4 separate regions of the Homo sapiens genome follow, and regions 2, 3 and 4 are each linked to region 1. A link is a contact called in ENCODE Hi-C or POLR2A ChIA-PET data. All regions are on one chromosome and are shown on one strand. Each heading gives the region's core, a stretch centred on a gene start or an enhancer-like site at or near the end of the contact. The rest is flanking DNA. Distances are from core to core; before and after follow the strand shown.

Region 1 (3,041 bases), core at 410-2,909:
GAAGTCAGTGAGAGGAACTACTGGCATAGTAGTTCTTGACTAACAGAAAGGCAGGAGTTCTCACAGACTAGGGTTAGCTGAGAGACAGTGATTTGGCCATCTCCAACCTATGCAATTACTCAGGGGCCAAAGGAAAGACAAGCCCAGTTTAATAAAACCCAACAGCAGGGATGTAGAGAATCAATAAATGTTGGTTGATGTCCACAGGGCAGCTTGGAAGCAACTGGAAGACCTTTTACAGCTGGTTATTTTTGAACAACAATCTAAGATGTATAAAAGCAGAAATAAAAATAACTGAAGAAAGGAGCCCTGACTTGCTGCCTTGAAATCATGAGTGTGCTGTGGTTGATTTGTAGCTTTTTGCAGTATGGTCAAGATGACCCCTGATTCAATACCTCCTTTTCCTACCACCTGCCTCCCCTGGGTGGGGGAGGGGAAAACCGTGCTAAAATATTCTATAGAACCAGTACTCTAAGAAGCAGCCTCTATAGCAACCAAGCAGGTAGGAGGTAGCTGCTGTAGTTTCTATCTTTTACCTTTTTCCTCCAAATATCCAGATTTCTAAGGGGTGAGAAAACACAAACACCAAAAACATCATTGGAATTTTGGATTAAAGACAAGACAGCTATCTGTCTTGTCTCATTTTTGATACACCAGCTGATAATTGGGCTATATCTGAGTCTAAAAATAACACATAGTACATTAAAATAATATTCCTTGGCTACAATTCCAAAGTGGTATTCTGGGATTTCTGTGCATTAATCCTGTAACAATAACAGGATTTGGGCTTTTAACTCCCCTGGTGTAGCTTTGAAAATCTAGCCTAAAGCAGCTAATGTTGCCGTTTAAATCATCCTCTCACTATCCTTAGGGAAATGTGGAGATTAAAAAAATGACAGCCCAACTGCTCAAATGACCTATACCTGGGAGAATAAGAGAAACAACCTATTTCCTCTCAGGAACTGGGCCGATCAATATAAATATTTCAAAAGGACCATCATGCAATAAAGGCCTTGGAATTTGTATCCTACATCAGAGCACCCTAGATATTTCCAACATAGACCTATCAGGTTTTCCACAAGGGAGGGAGACATTGTAACAGTTGAATAACTGGAACTGAACTGGGTTGCACGTGTGTGAGCCTCTGTGTGTGTGTGTGTGTGTGTTTGTGTGTTTAGGAAAGGAAGGGAAAGGAGGCCATTATTATTGTGTATGTTTCTGGTAAACATTCTTTTTTTCCCCTACTGAAACTTGGGCGTATCCCAGAAATTAGGTGCTGTTAATCGTGTCAGCTAAAAAAAAAAAAAAAAAAAAAAAAAAAGCATGTTCTAAAATATGCACACAGTTCTAAATTGAAGCTCTAAATAGCTTTAAATTGAAGTGGCAGGAGTTTTTCAATGATACCATTAATTGCATTTCATTAATTGGGAAAAAGAGCTTTTGTGTAGCTGTGGTTATGATGGGCTGGATTTAATCAGTGTAGGTACCACTAACAGGCTGGCACTGCTTTCGGCCTGCAATGCCTTTGAAATTCTAAAATGGAAAAGGAGGCCAACACACTGAGCAATTATTTCAGAACAGATTGCCCGTTAACATTTCATAATATCACCGAAATACATCCTTTCTGGGACAGAGACTTGCTTTGGCTATGAACATCCAAGAGGTGGCAGCACCCCATGCTCCGTTGGCTTTCTGCATCCCTCCAGATGAGAGCTCACCGCAGAGGTCTCATCATTGCGTCACCTGAAAGCCAGTTAGGAGGGCGGAGGTGGGGGGGAGGTGATGGAGGGAAGAGGTAGCGTTTTGTATTTCAGTTCTTCTGGAAGAGTTCAGGAAACAGCTGCATGGATTGTTTTAAATGGACTTGAAAAGGTTTTTCTTTTCTTTTCCTCCCTGAAATCTACTGCCCTGTGCAGTATCTCTCTATGAAGACCACATGAGTGCACTTACGTGTTCTCTGATTCACTCCCTGAGGGAGGAAGGAAGAGTTTCAATTGCCTGGGATCCCCTGAGACCTCATTTTCAATTCTCTGCACTTGTCTTTTATAAACACAGGAAGGTGGGATGAAGACGGCATTATTGACAATTATTTTTTGAGCATGTATGTGGGCAGGGCACTGACCACATCATCAAGAATGTGACACAGTCGGCTGCTAGGATAATTCTCTTCTTCCCTAACTGTTCCTCCAGGTCCCCCATACACATAGAAATCTCATGCTAAAAATATTTTACACAACAAATAGCTGTTGAGATCGCATCAAACCCTGAACAATAAGGAGCAATATAACCTTACGTGCTAGGTGTCATGTGCCTGATATGAGAAGCATCTGGTGACATGGGTGAAGGAGTGTCAGGGCTGGTCTAGCCTGGCCACTGTCCAACTATCTGTGGAAACTGGCCCTCGTCATGCTAGGAAGTGTGAGGGCAAGAGCTGGAATACACTGAGGCAGCCTTGCTGTTGGGGGTTATTGGCAGCTGTTGGGGGTTAGAGACAGGACTCTCATGGGTAAGTAGTGTGCAAAATGCCACAGGAGGCTGGAGCTGGGCTCAGCAACAGTCTAGGGTCCAGCACAGCTCAGCTGTGGGCCTATCCCCATCCTATCCAGCACAGGGACTTGGCCTCTGTGTACACCACTACGGCTGCTTGGCCTCACCTTCAACTCTGTGTACCTTTTCCTTAACTCATTTCTTCAGCTTAGTCTTGACCTTGACACCCTCATACCCTCTGTCCCATAGCTTTCCTACATGGCACCTGCTCTCTGGGTACATCTTTTTAGCTTCTGGTCCCACTAACAATTCAGAGACTATTTTCCCTGTATTTCCTGGTTAATTTTGAGGGAAGTGTGGAGGGGGAAGGGAAGGAGGAAGGGAAGAGAGACTCATTGGCTGAGTTAATTGCATTCTTCCTGTCTGGACAGAGCTTTGGAGGCCAGGCCATCTCCCAGGGGATGAGTTAGGCTCTGCTTGGCCACCTTTGAGTCACTTTTAGACCTGTGCAGGGCTGTCCCCCAGCCTGGGCTATGGGCATGGTTGTTCCCTTC
Region 2 (3,089 bases), core at 1-2,500, 320 kb after region 1:
AAGCATGAGTAGCTAGCTAGAGAATGAGGGGATAGGGTGTGTCAAGTGGGAGTTAAGAGCCGGAGGGGAACTTCAGCTCTGGAAGGCACCATTGGCAGTGGCCTGCCCCATTCTTGGTCCCAGCACCTGCAGAATAGAACCATTCTGGTTCTAGATTTTCCTGGGTAACCTTGACCCTTGGGGTCTGGTGACTTCATCTCCTTCTATTCCTTCAGCCTTAGGACTGGCTATTGGTAGTGGCTTGCTGTTGTTGTTAACTTCTGGATTATCTAAGCATCCTTATTGGTTTCTCAGCTCTTTCATCTCTGCTCTGAAGACCGAAAAAAAAAAAAAAAAAAAAAAAGAGAGAGAGCAGGCTGTGGGAGGCATGGAATAATCAACACCATTTCTGATGGGAAACTTCGATGAACTGTGAATGGCTGGGGTGAAGGATGTGTGTAAGAGGAGAGGAACAAATAAAATTAGAGAAGTAGAGTGTTAGGTATTAAGCTAAAAGCCGCAGGGAGCCATTGAAGGATTAAGTAGGGGATCTGATTAGCATTTAGAAAGATCATTCTGATAGCAATGTAAAGAATGGGCTTATTGCAGTTGGCCATGAACAGACTAGCAATAAGAAAACAAACATGTGGGAAACTGTTTCAGTGAGGGAGGGTGGACTAGTCAGCAATTCTCAAACATTTTGGCCTTAGGTGCTCTTCATACTCTTGAAAATTATTAAAGGCTCCAAGGCTGGGCTCAGTGGCTCACGCCTGCAATCCCAGCACTTTCGGAGGCTGGGGCAGATGGATCACTTGAGGCCAGGAGTTTGAGACCAGCCTGGACAACATGGTGAAACCCTGTCTCTACTAAAAATACAAACATTAGCTGGGCGTGGTGGCTTATGTCTGTAATCCCAGTTACTTGGGAGACTGAGGCAGGAGAATCGCTTGAACCCAGGAGGCAGAGGTTGCAGTGAGCCGAGATCGCGCCACTGCACTCCAGCCTGGGCAACACAGCGAGACTCCGTCTCAAAAAACAAACAAACAAACAAACAAAGGCACCAAGATAGCTGCCTTAGTTCCAGACATCACGTACAGACACAACAATGTGATAGAGGAGAGATTTTTCCATTAATGAATATTTCTGTTTAAGAGCCAGGATAACCTTTTTCAAAAATTCCTCAGCTCACTCTCCCAGTGCTTAAATCACAGAAAAAGGAAAAGGAGCTGTGTTTGGTTTAAACCAACCATGATTCACTCCCTGGAGCCAGGGTTGGGCATGGGGCCAGCCTCTTCTGAAGCTTATAGAGGCTCCTACTAGCAAGGACGAATGTGAAGAGGGTAAGTGCTCTTGGGTAAGCAGCTGTCAGCAGCTGCTACAGGATTCATCAATGCAGAAGTTGTCAGTGGAAGTCTGATGTCTACTGATGATTAACCAAAGAGTACTGAAGTCAGAAGAGCTGAGACAGAGGACAGGACTCTAAAGAATGCTGACACTTAGGAAAATGAGCAAAGTAAAATGAAGCTCTGAAAGAAACTGACCTGGGACATAAGAGTGCAGTGATTAAGAGCATGCGCTCCGAAGTGAGACTGAGTTAGGTGCTACTAACGTTAGCTGTCGGATCATGGGAAAATCACTTCGTTTTCTCATCTATAAAATGGGGAGGAATTATACCTATTTCATTAGTGCTGTTAAGAGGTTGGATTAAATAATAGTAATATGTGTACTTAACACAGAACCCTTAATAAATGAAGGCTACTCTATTATTAGTTTTAATATTCATGAGGATCTGCTTCAGAGATGGAAAGATAATGAGATGGAACAGAAGACAAGAGAAGATAATTTTTAAAGTGTCTCTAGTGATAAATACTGGAAAGAAGTCAAATAAGGTAAGGACCATCATGAAATGATTATAAGTGGTCCTATTCACGTTTTTAGCATCTACTATTGGCTTATATTAAACTAACAGCTAGCCAAATCCACAAAATTGCTTTTACACAAAATCCAGCCAAACTAGTTGCCTTTCTTTCTGTACCTTTGTAGCTAACTGCAGGATTTCCATTTTATACACTATGCTGTATCTAACTTTTTAGTCTAATGTTCTAGCCTGGCAAGATCAGTTTGAATCTTTGATCTATCTTTAGTACACTAAATGGCTTTTCCATTGATAATGTCATCTGTATACTTGATGTACGTGTCTTGTATATATATATTTTTTTTCTTTTTTTTTTTTTTGAGACAGAGTCTCACTCTGTTGCCCAGGCTGGAGTGCAGTGGCATGATCTCGGCTCACTGCAACCTCTGCGTCCTGGGTTCATGCCATTCTCCTGCCCCAGACTTCCGAGTAGCTGGGACTACAGGCGCCTGCCACCACGCCCGGCTAATTTTTTTTTTTTTTGTATTTTTAGTAGAGACGGGGTTTCACCCTGTTAGCCAGGATGGTCTCGATCTCCTGACCTTGTGACCCACCTGCCTCAGCCTCCCAAAGTGCTGGGACTACAGGCGTGAGCCACCACGCCAGGCCTGTGTCTTGTATATTTTTATGTAATCTTTTTATAACAAGTAAGTGGTAAGCATACTTAAAAGGAAAGTAACTTTTCTCCAAGCCGCATTCAGTTTTCTCATCTGTAAGTTGAGTATAATTAACAGGCCAGGCACGGTGGCTCACGCCTGTAATCCCAGCACTTTGGGAGGCCGAGGCAGGCGGATCACAAGGTCAGGAGATCGAAACTATCCTGGCTAACACGGTGAAACCCCGTCTCTACTAAAAAATACAAAAAATTAGCCGGGCGCGGTGGCGGGTGCCTGTGGTCCCAGCCAGTCGTGGGGCTGAGGCAGGAGAATGGCGTGAACCCGGGAGCAGAGCTTGCAGTGAGCTGAGATCGTGCCACTGCACTCCAGCCTGGGCGACAGAGCGAGACTCCATCTCAAAAAAAAAAAAAAAAAAAAAAAGCCAGGCACGGTGGCTCACGTCTGCAATCCCAGCACTTTGGGAGGCCGAGGCGGGCGGATCACGAGGTCAGGAGATCAACACCATCTTGGCTGACACAGTGAAATCCCGTCTCTACTAAAAATACAAAAAATTAGCCGGGCGTGGTGGCGGGCGCCTG
Region 3 (3,356 bases), core at 460-2,959, 370 kb after region 1:
TGGATAAGGAGTTGAAATGGCTTCTTCTTTTTTTTTTTTTTTTTTGAGAGGGAATCTCACTCTTTTTGCCCAGGCTGGAGTACAGTGGCACGATCTCGGCTTACTGCAACCTCCGCCTCCTGGGTTCAAGCGATTCTCCTGCCTCAGCCTCCCGAGTAGAGTAGCTGCTAGGTTTGAGACCACCAACCTGATTACAGGTGCCTGCCACCATGCCTGGCTAATTTTTGTATTTTTAGTAGAGACTGGGTTTCGCCATGTTGGCCAGGCTGGTCTCGAGCTCCTGACCTCAGGTAATCTGGCCCGCCTCGGCCTCCCAAAGTGCTGGGATTACAGGCATGAGCCACCATGCCCAGCCTGTGTATAGTTTAAACCCTAATTTTCTTGTCTGGGTTAGTTTTTTTCTATTATTATTGCATATATTTTAAGTGACCTCCTTCTAATGTTGGCTGTTTTTACCTGTTTCAAAAACTTAAGCTTTTGAAGTATGTGATGACCTAATCAAGCAAATAGGGGATAATAGCATTTTATGGCATTATTACCTTTTCTCTTTTTTTTCTTCTGCACCTTTGCATCAGATATTCTTTTAAAGCAAGACAATTCTTTGATACTGCATCTCAGGAAAGAGGTGGCATATACATAGTTTATTGATGGTTGCTCGTTAGTTATAGGCTGGTGCTTTGCACTGGGGCAAGAAGTTGTGCTTCCAGGTCTTTTATATAGTGAAGAGCAGGGAAGAAATAAATCTTTACTACTGGCCGGGTGTGGTGGTGTGCGCCTCTAGTCCCAGTTACTTGGGAAGCTGAGGCAGGAGAATCGCTTGAATCCGGGAGGCGGAGTTTGCACTTAGCAGAGATCACGCTCCTGCACTCCAGTCTGGGTGACAGAGCAAGACTCTGTCTCTCAAAAAAAAGTATCTTTACTATTATAAGTGTAGTACACAATCATCGTAAAAAGTTAAAATCATGGCCAGGTGCAGTGGCTCATGCCTGTAATCCCAGCACTTTGGGAGGCCGAGGCGGGTGGATCACCTGAGGTCAGAGTTCGAGACCAGCCTGACCAACATGGAGAAACCCCGTCTCTAGTGAAAAAAAAAAAATACAAAATTAGCCGGGCGTGGTGGCACATGCCTGTAATCCCAGCTACTAGGGAGGCTGAAGCAGGAGAATCGCTTGAACCTGGGAGGCGGAGGTTGCGGTGAGCCGAGATCACACCATTGCACTCCAGCCTGGGCAACAAGAGTGAAACTCCGTCTCAAGAAAAAAAAAAAAGTTAAAATCATATTAAAGGTCATAAAGAGGAGGAAAAGTTCCCAACTCAGTCTGTCTTGGAACCCTTTGGTCACATTTCTCAGAGATGACCACTATGAACATTTATATTCTTTCAGAAATGTTCTATGAATATACAAGCAATTGCTGTAGGTATTTTCTCTCCTCCTATTATATATAAATGCTCTTATATTTTGGGTTTTTTCCCTGCAGTTAGCCTGTTTTTCTCCCCTAATATGTCTTGGGCATCTTTCCACATCTGAGCATTTAGATCTAACAGAAAAGAATTCTGAGTAGATGGAAATAAGGATAAAAGCTCAAGATTGGAGACCATGGTGACTGACTGCCTTTTTTGTTTGGTTGTGAATTCATTTACTCCCATGTCAAGGGAAGTTAAAAAAATACATTCCAAGTACAAATGATTGGAATGTTTTGTCATAGCTGCTCTTATTCAGTTGCTGACTCTTAATTGAGTCAGCAATTACAGAGTCCTGGAAGGGGTTTAATAGATTGCCTTAGAGCTCATAAGCAGTGATTGGATTATTTATACATTGGCAAATGAGAGCTGCTTGTGATTCATTCAGAACCACTCAAATTTAAAATTCCTTAAAGTCTTGAGAAATGCTTTCTTGGTTTTTAAATCTGAGTTCAAAAATAACTTATAAAGAATTTAAAGTGAACTAATGTATTATAGTACATGGGCTTTATGAGTAATGCTCCTAAGAGTAAATATTATAGTTATTTATTATGTGGTCAGTTATCATAATTTTTTTTCTTTTGGAGGAGGTGGCTATTGCTAATGTAAACTTGTCAGCTGAATATTTGTAAGTTTTACCTCCTTCCAGAGGTTCTGTATTAGCTTGGGCCAGCATTTTCCTTAAATAAGTTTTGATGTATGACGTTATAAAGAGCACATTTTTTTGCTTGAGATATTTAGACAAGATTAAAACATTAACGCTTAAGAGTTAAGCTATTTGTCAGTTAAATGTATGACTTTATTTTTGACTAGATATAACCCTTTAGTTAAATTGAGAATCTGTGTTTGAGTTATAGTCATAGTAGCATTTTTAGATTCTGTGAGCATATGAATTAGATAATGTTGCCAGTTGGAAAACTTCATATTTAAGCGATTAATGTTTACTTTAAAAACTGAGGTAAGAAACCAGCTGGGTTTCCTTCACATTCATTTAGGGGCAGGTGGACAGATTTTATTGTGAAGTTATAGGTCATTATATTTGGGTATTTAGAACTGTATATTCCATAGAAGACAAAAGTGACCAATTATTAAGAATATAATGTATCTTTTTGGGGGAGTATTCTATGTTCAGTAATTTAGGAATCAAATTATCAGGTACCTAGTGTTTAAAAAATAATTTGAACTATGTGAACTTAAACAGAAAGGAGTGGCAGGGCGCGGTGGCTCACGCCTGTAATCCCAGCACTTTGGGAGGCCGAGGCGGGCGGATCATGAGGTCAGGAGATCGAGACCATCCTGGCTAACACGGTGAAACCCCGTCTCTACTAAAATTACAAAAAAATATATATATATATTAGCTGGGCGTGTTGGCAGGCGCCTGTAGTCCCAGGCTGAGGCAGGAGAATAGCGTGAACCCGGGAGGCGGAGCTTGCAGTGAGCTGAGTGAGCCATTGCACTCCAGCCTAGGTGACAGAGCGAGACTCCAACTCAAAAAAAATAAAATAAAAGAGAAAGGAGTAGCTCATAAAATACTTAGTTTTATATAAGACCACCTGGTTTCTGAAAATACATTCTTTAGTACCTTTAGGTATTAGATTTTAGCTATTTGACAGAATGGAAGGGCATCAATAAATTTAAAAGTGAATACAGGAGAAGTTATTCCAGTTAAAGGTCAATTAGATATTAAAGTAAAAGCATCTCAAATTCAATAAAGTGGAGTGAACATAAGGTAACAGTACGGGAACTAAGGCATTCATCCAGTAGGTTATTTTAATACATAGTATTGCATTGGGTGATATATAAAAGTATGTAGCGGTCTTTAATTGAGTACCTTCTAGAACTTCTTGAGTGAAATAAATAAAAATGGAAACAGTAGATAAAACTGATACTTTGAG
Region 4 (3,367 bases), core at 510-3,009, 260 kb after region 1:
ACTTACAAGTACTGAGGGATCCCAGAGGCATCCTATCCCACTTGGCCTCTACACATTCATTTGTTCTAGAAGAATAAAGGTAGCATTGATCCAAGTCATACTGATCTTCTGTCTCTCCAGATAAGACTGATTTATAAGTTTACACCATCTGTTGGGGTTAGTGATGTTATTCTCTCTAATACCAGTTAATACCTCAAAAAGGGCTCTGTTTAGCTGAGACAAACAGTAACTTCAAGGACCTAATCATAAATTTTTTGCAATTTTCACTATGAAGAAATTCAGACTTCATCTTGATCTAAACCAGTGTGCTTTCATTTGTCCCCAGACCCTCAGGGATCTGTCTTCTCACTTATGAGACATTCATTCACCACCTCCAATACACACACACACACACATACACACACACACTTTTTTTTGAGACAGGGTCTCATTCTGTCACCCAGTCTGCAGTGCAGAGGCAACATCACAGCTCACTGCAGCCTCAACCTCCTAAGCTCAAGCGATCCTCCCACTTCAGCCTCCAGAGTAGCTGAGACTACAGGCATGAACCACCATGCCGAGCTAATTTTTTGCAATTTTTGGTAGAGACAGGGTTTCGCTATGTTGCCTGGGCTCGTCTTGAGCTCCTGGGCCCAAGTGATCCACCCACCTCCACCTCCCAAAGTGCTGGGATTATAGGCATGAGCCACCATGCCCGGCCTTTTCTCTCCATTTTAAGTCACTCCCCCTGCCCCCCAACTACCATAATTCTATTAAATACTTCAAGGGAAATTTTGAAGTTGGTGTCCCTGAGCCAAACTTTTAGAAGAGGTACTTTTCCCTGTGCTAACTTCAGCCTTTTCTTTGTTAGGTCCCTTCACGCACTGGAAGGGAAGTTTGATAGCGTTTTAAAAGAGTGAGAAACTCAGTGTGGAAAGAAAAAAAAATAAAAAATAAAAACAAGAAATGTTAGCTTTCAGAAAAGCTATTTCACAATACACTGCAATAACCACAAAAATCGAGAGTTTTGCCTTACAACCCTAGGTTTACCACTGAAGTATGTATGACCTCAAGAGAGTCAATTAACTTTCTGATTCGTAGTTTCCTCATCTCTCAAATGAGAAACTTGAACCAGTTACCCTAAGGTATATTATAATTCTAAAATGACACGATTTTATATCAACATGCCCCAAAAGTTATTGACCATGTGATATTTGACACTATTATTAAGGCCTGCCAAATTATATTCTATGTGTGGACATGATTCCTTCTAAAACCAGAGTAAAAACCATTCCAAAAAGATACTTGAGAAATAATCGGGCAATTGGGGGGCACCCACATAACGTTTGGTTGTTCAGTTTCATAACAGTACCACTCTTCCCCTCCTACAACCACCACTGCTGTCCGTTTCTACTTCCCTCAATGCTTTTTCACCCTAGACTCTTAATACCTCTCCAGGGCTAGAAGTCACCATTTTCTTCAGAGCAGTCCCGATAGTATCACCTGTGTACTCTGCCTATTAGATGGTGGAGGTAGCAAAATATCTTACATGATAAAAGTAAGGATCATCTGGTGGGAGAGGTAGAGATTGGTTTTGGACGTATTTAGTTAGTCCCTTTTGCTTCTCAAAATAAACATCTTTGTGCTCAGTTAAAAGCTTTCCAAGATGTTCACAAGGGAAGAGGGAATTCTTGCCAAAAACTTAAGCCCAGCCAGACAGGGATACTAAAATTTTGCTGCCTGTGGAAACACGTGGCCACGCAGGACTTTGGCATAAAAACAGTCATCTGTGCTTAAATGATGGCAGTGTAGACTTCTGGTGGTTCAGAGGCTATGTTCAGGGCACCCAGGCACAGTGTACAGGGTCTGACAACTCCATTGGCAGTTCCCATTCAATTACAGTTCACAGCACACTCTTGTCTATTTACAGAACTTACAACTCGGCAAACCTTGGTCCTTATGGTTGGAGGGGTAAAGAGAAACACTTCTCTCACTCTTTTCACAGTTTTAGTTCTGCTTCCAAATCTTAACAGTTGCAAAATGCTTTAGAAGATCTAGGCCCAAGAGCCCATCTGCAATTTTAGTGTTGTGACCTTGGGCAAGACACTTAACCATCTCTGAGCCGCAACTTTCTTGTCCATAAAATGGTGATAATGATCCTTGTTCTACTTTGCTTACAAGAATGTTGTACAGATCAATAAAATAACATAAATAAAAATACATTAAAAAGTGCTATGTAAATACAAGATTTTTAAATTATCAGGTGCCTCCTCTTCTTCTCTGCTCTTTCCTTTATCTCATCTGTTTCTGTGTCCTTTAAGCATCTTCATGGTCTTTTCTTAGTCCAAAATTCCCCATGTGGTTAATGCTTAGCTTCTTAAACACGGGCTTTTTATCAACCAGGCAAATCTATACCTATATATGATCTACCTACCTCCCCATTCAGAGCCAATCTATTACCTTTAGTATAGTCTCATTCATTTCCAGTTGCATGAATTGAGGACTTAATGTCTCTGTGTCCTAGGCTAGGGATACAAAATTGAACGAGCAGATTCAGCCCTCGAGGAACACACCATTAGATCTAAGCATCTTAGACCAGTCAAATAGGTTCATCAGGTCTACATAAGTTGCAGTTGAACCTTCTCTCCCTGGAAGAGAACTCTGCTTCTATGAGTTTAGGTGTATCTGGACAGTTTGGGGCAGAAGTTGAACTTTGAAGTCCTTTAATCCCACTGTTCTGGAGAAGGCAGGCAACTATCCAAGCCTCCTTGAAATTATTTTTCACATTCCTTTGTTGACTGGCCCCATACTTCCCCCTCTTTTTTTCCTAATTCAATATCTTATTTAATGTTGAGCTTTTGCTAGTGTTCAAGTCCATGTTAGACAATGAGAATTGGTTCCATTAGCTTAGCTATCAGGTCAGAGAAATGAGACCACCTGTAGCAACATGACTTACTGTTTGCTCTAGTAAATTCTTGCCCAGGAAGATAAACTTGTAGAGCAATAAATAATTTCACTGTTTGTGTCAGGAAATTCCTGAAAATCAATTTATTTGAAAGTTGCTCATGTGGGCAAATGGCCCTCTTCTCAGGGCAATAAATTCACTTACCTGGGCAAATAGTTCTCTTATCAAACAACTATGCACTTATCAAGACTTGCTTTAGGACCCTCTCATTGCTGTGTCCATCAGATCTACACCTGCTGGGTGCGGTGGCTCACATATGTAATCCCAGCACTTTGGGAGGCTGAGGAGGGTGGATCACCTGAGGTCAGGAGTTTGAGACCAGCCTGGTCAACATGGTGAAACCCTGTCTCTATGAAAAATACAAAAATTAGCCCGGCATGGTGGTGCACGCCTGTAATCCCAGCTACTTGGGAGGCTGAGGCA

What was found. A loop is a pair of places that touch in the nucleus more often than their neighbours do. ChIA-PET counts read pairs that join two places held with the same protein, here RNA polymerase II (POLR2A). Pooled maps may share reads with other maps.
Region 2: a loop to region 1 is called in a pooled map, with 2.1 times the contacts of the local background. The contact joins two enhancer-like sites. A Hi-C loop is called at or near these places in 1 of 168 maps with a recorded cell type or tissue (Caco-2) and 7 of 50 pooled maps. POLR2A ChIA-PET finds 5 or more read pairs at or near these places in 2 of 52 experiments (A549 and activated CD4-positive, alpha-beta T cell).
Region 3: a pooled map shows a loop between it and region 1 (4-fold over the local background). The contact joins two enhancer-like sites. A Hi-C loop is called at or near these places in 23 of 168 maps with a recorded cell type or tissue (HCT116, IMR-90, Right ventricle myocardium inferior and 15 more) and 16 of 50 pooled maps. POLR2A ChIA-PET finds 5 or more read pairs at or near these places in 14 of 52 experiments (A549, A673, AG04450 and 9 more).
Region 4: a loop to region 1 is called in a pooled map, with 2.5 times the contacts of the local background. The contact joins two enhancer-like sites. A Hi-C loop is called at or near these places in 4 of 50 pooled maps. POLR2A ChIA-PET finds 5 or more read pairs at or near these places in 2 of 52 experiments (OCI-LY7 and WTC11).

The regions. Positions count from the first base shown.
Region 1 is chr4:128,452,777-128,455,817 of GRCh38, forward strand. All of the region lies in intron 1 of LINC02615 (long intergenic non-protein coding RNA 2615), which reads left to right. Among named protein-coding and RNA genes, the nearest start is that of LINC02615, 26 kb to the left of the region's middle. Within about 2 kb of position 1,660, at least 5 of the 41 ENCODE cell types and tissues checked have a DNase peak (open chromatin) inside an H3K27ac peak, as active enhancers do.
Region 2 is chr4:128,775,631-128,778,719 of GRCh38, forward strand. No RefSeq gene overlaps it. Among named protein-coding and RNA genes, the nearest start is that of JADE1, 33 kb to the right of the region's middle. RefSeq lists an enhancer at 267-788. Within about 2 kb of position 1,251, at least 3 of the 41 ENCODE cell types and tissues checked have a DNase peak (open chromatin) inside an H3K27ac peak, as active enhancers do.
Region 3 is chr4:128,821,467-128,824,822 of GRCh38, forward strand. All of the region lies in intron 1 of JADE1 (jade family PHD finger 1), which reads left to right. Among named protein-coding and RNA genes, the nearest start is that of JADE1, 13 kb to the left of the region's middle. Within about 2 kb of position 1,710, at least 3 of the 41 ENCODE cell types and tissues checked have a DNase peak (open chromatin) inside an H3K27ac peak, as active enhancers do.
Region 4 is chr4:128,714,811-128,718,177 of GRCh38, forward strand. No RefSeq gene overlaps it. Among named protein-coding and RNA genes, the nearest start is that of JADE1, 93 kb to the right of the region's middle. Within about 2 kb of position 1,760, at least 5 of the 41 ENCODE cell types and tissues checked have a DNase peak (open chromatin) inside an H3K27ac peak, as active enhancers do.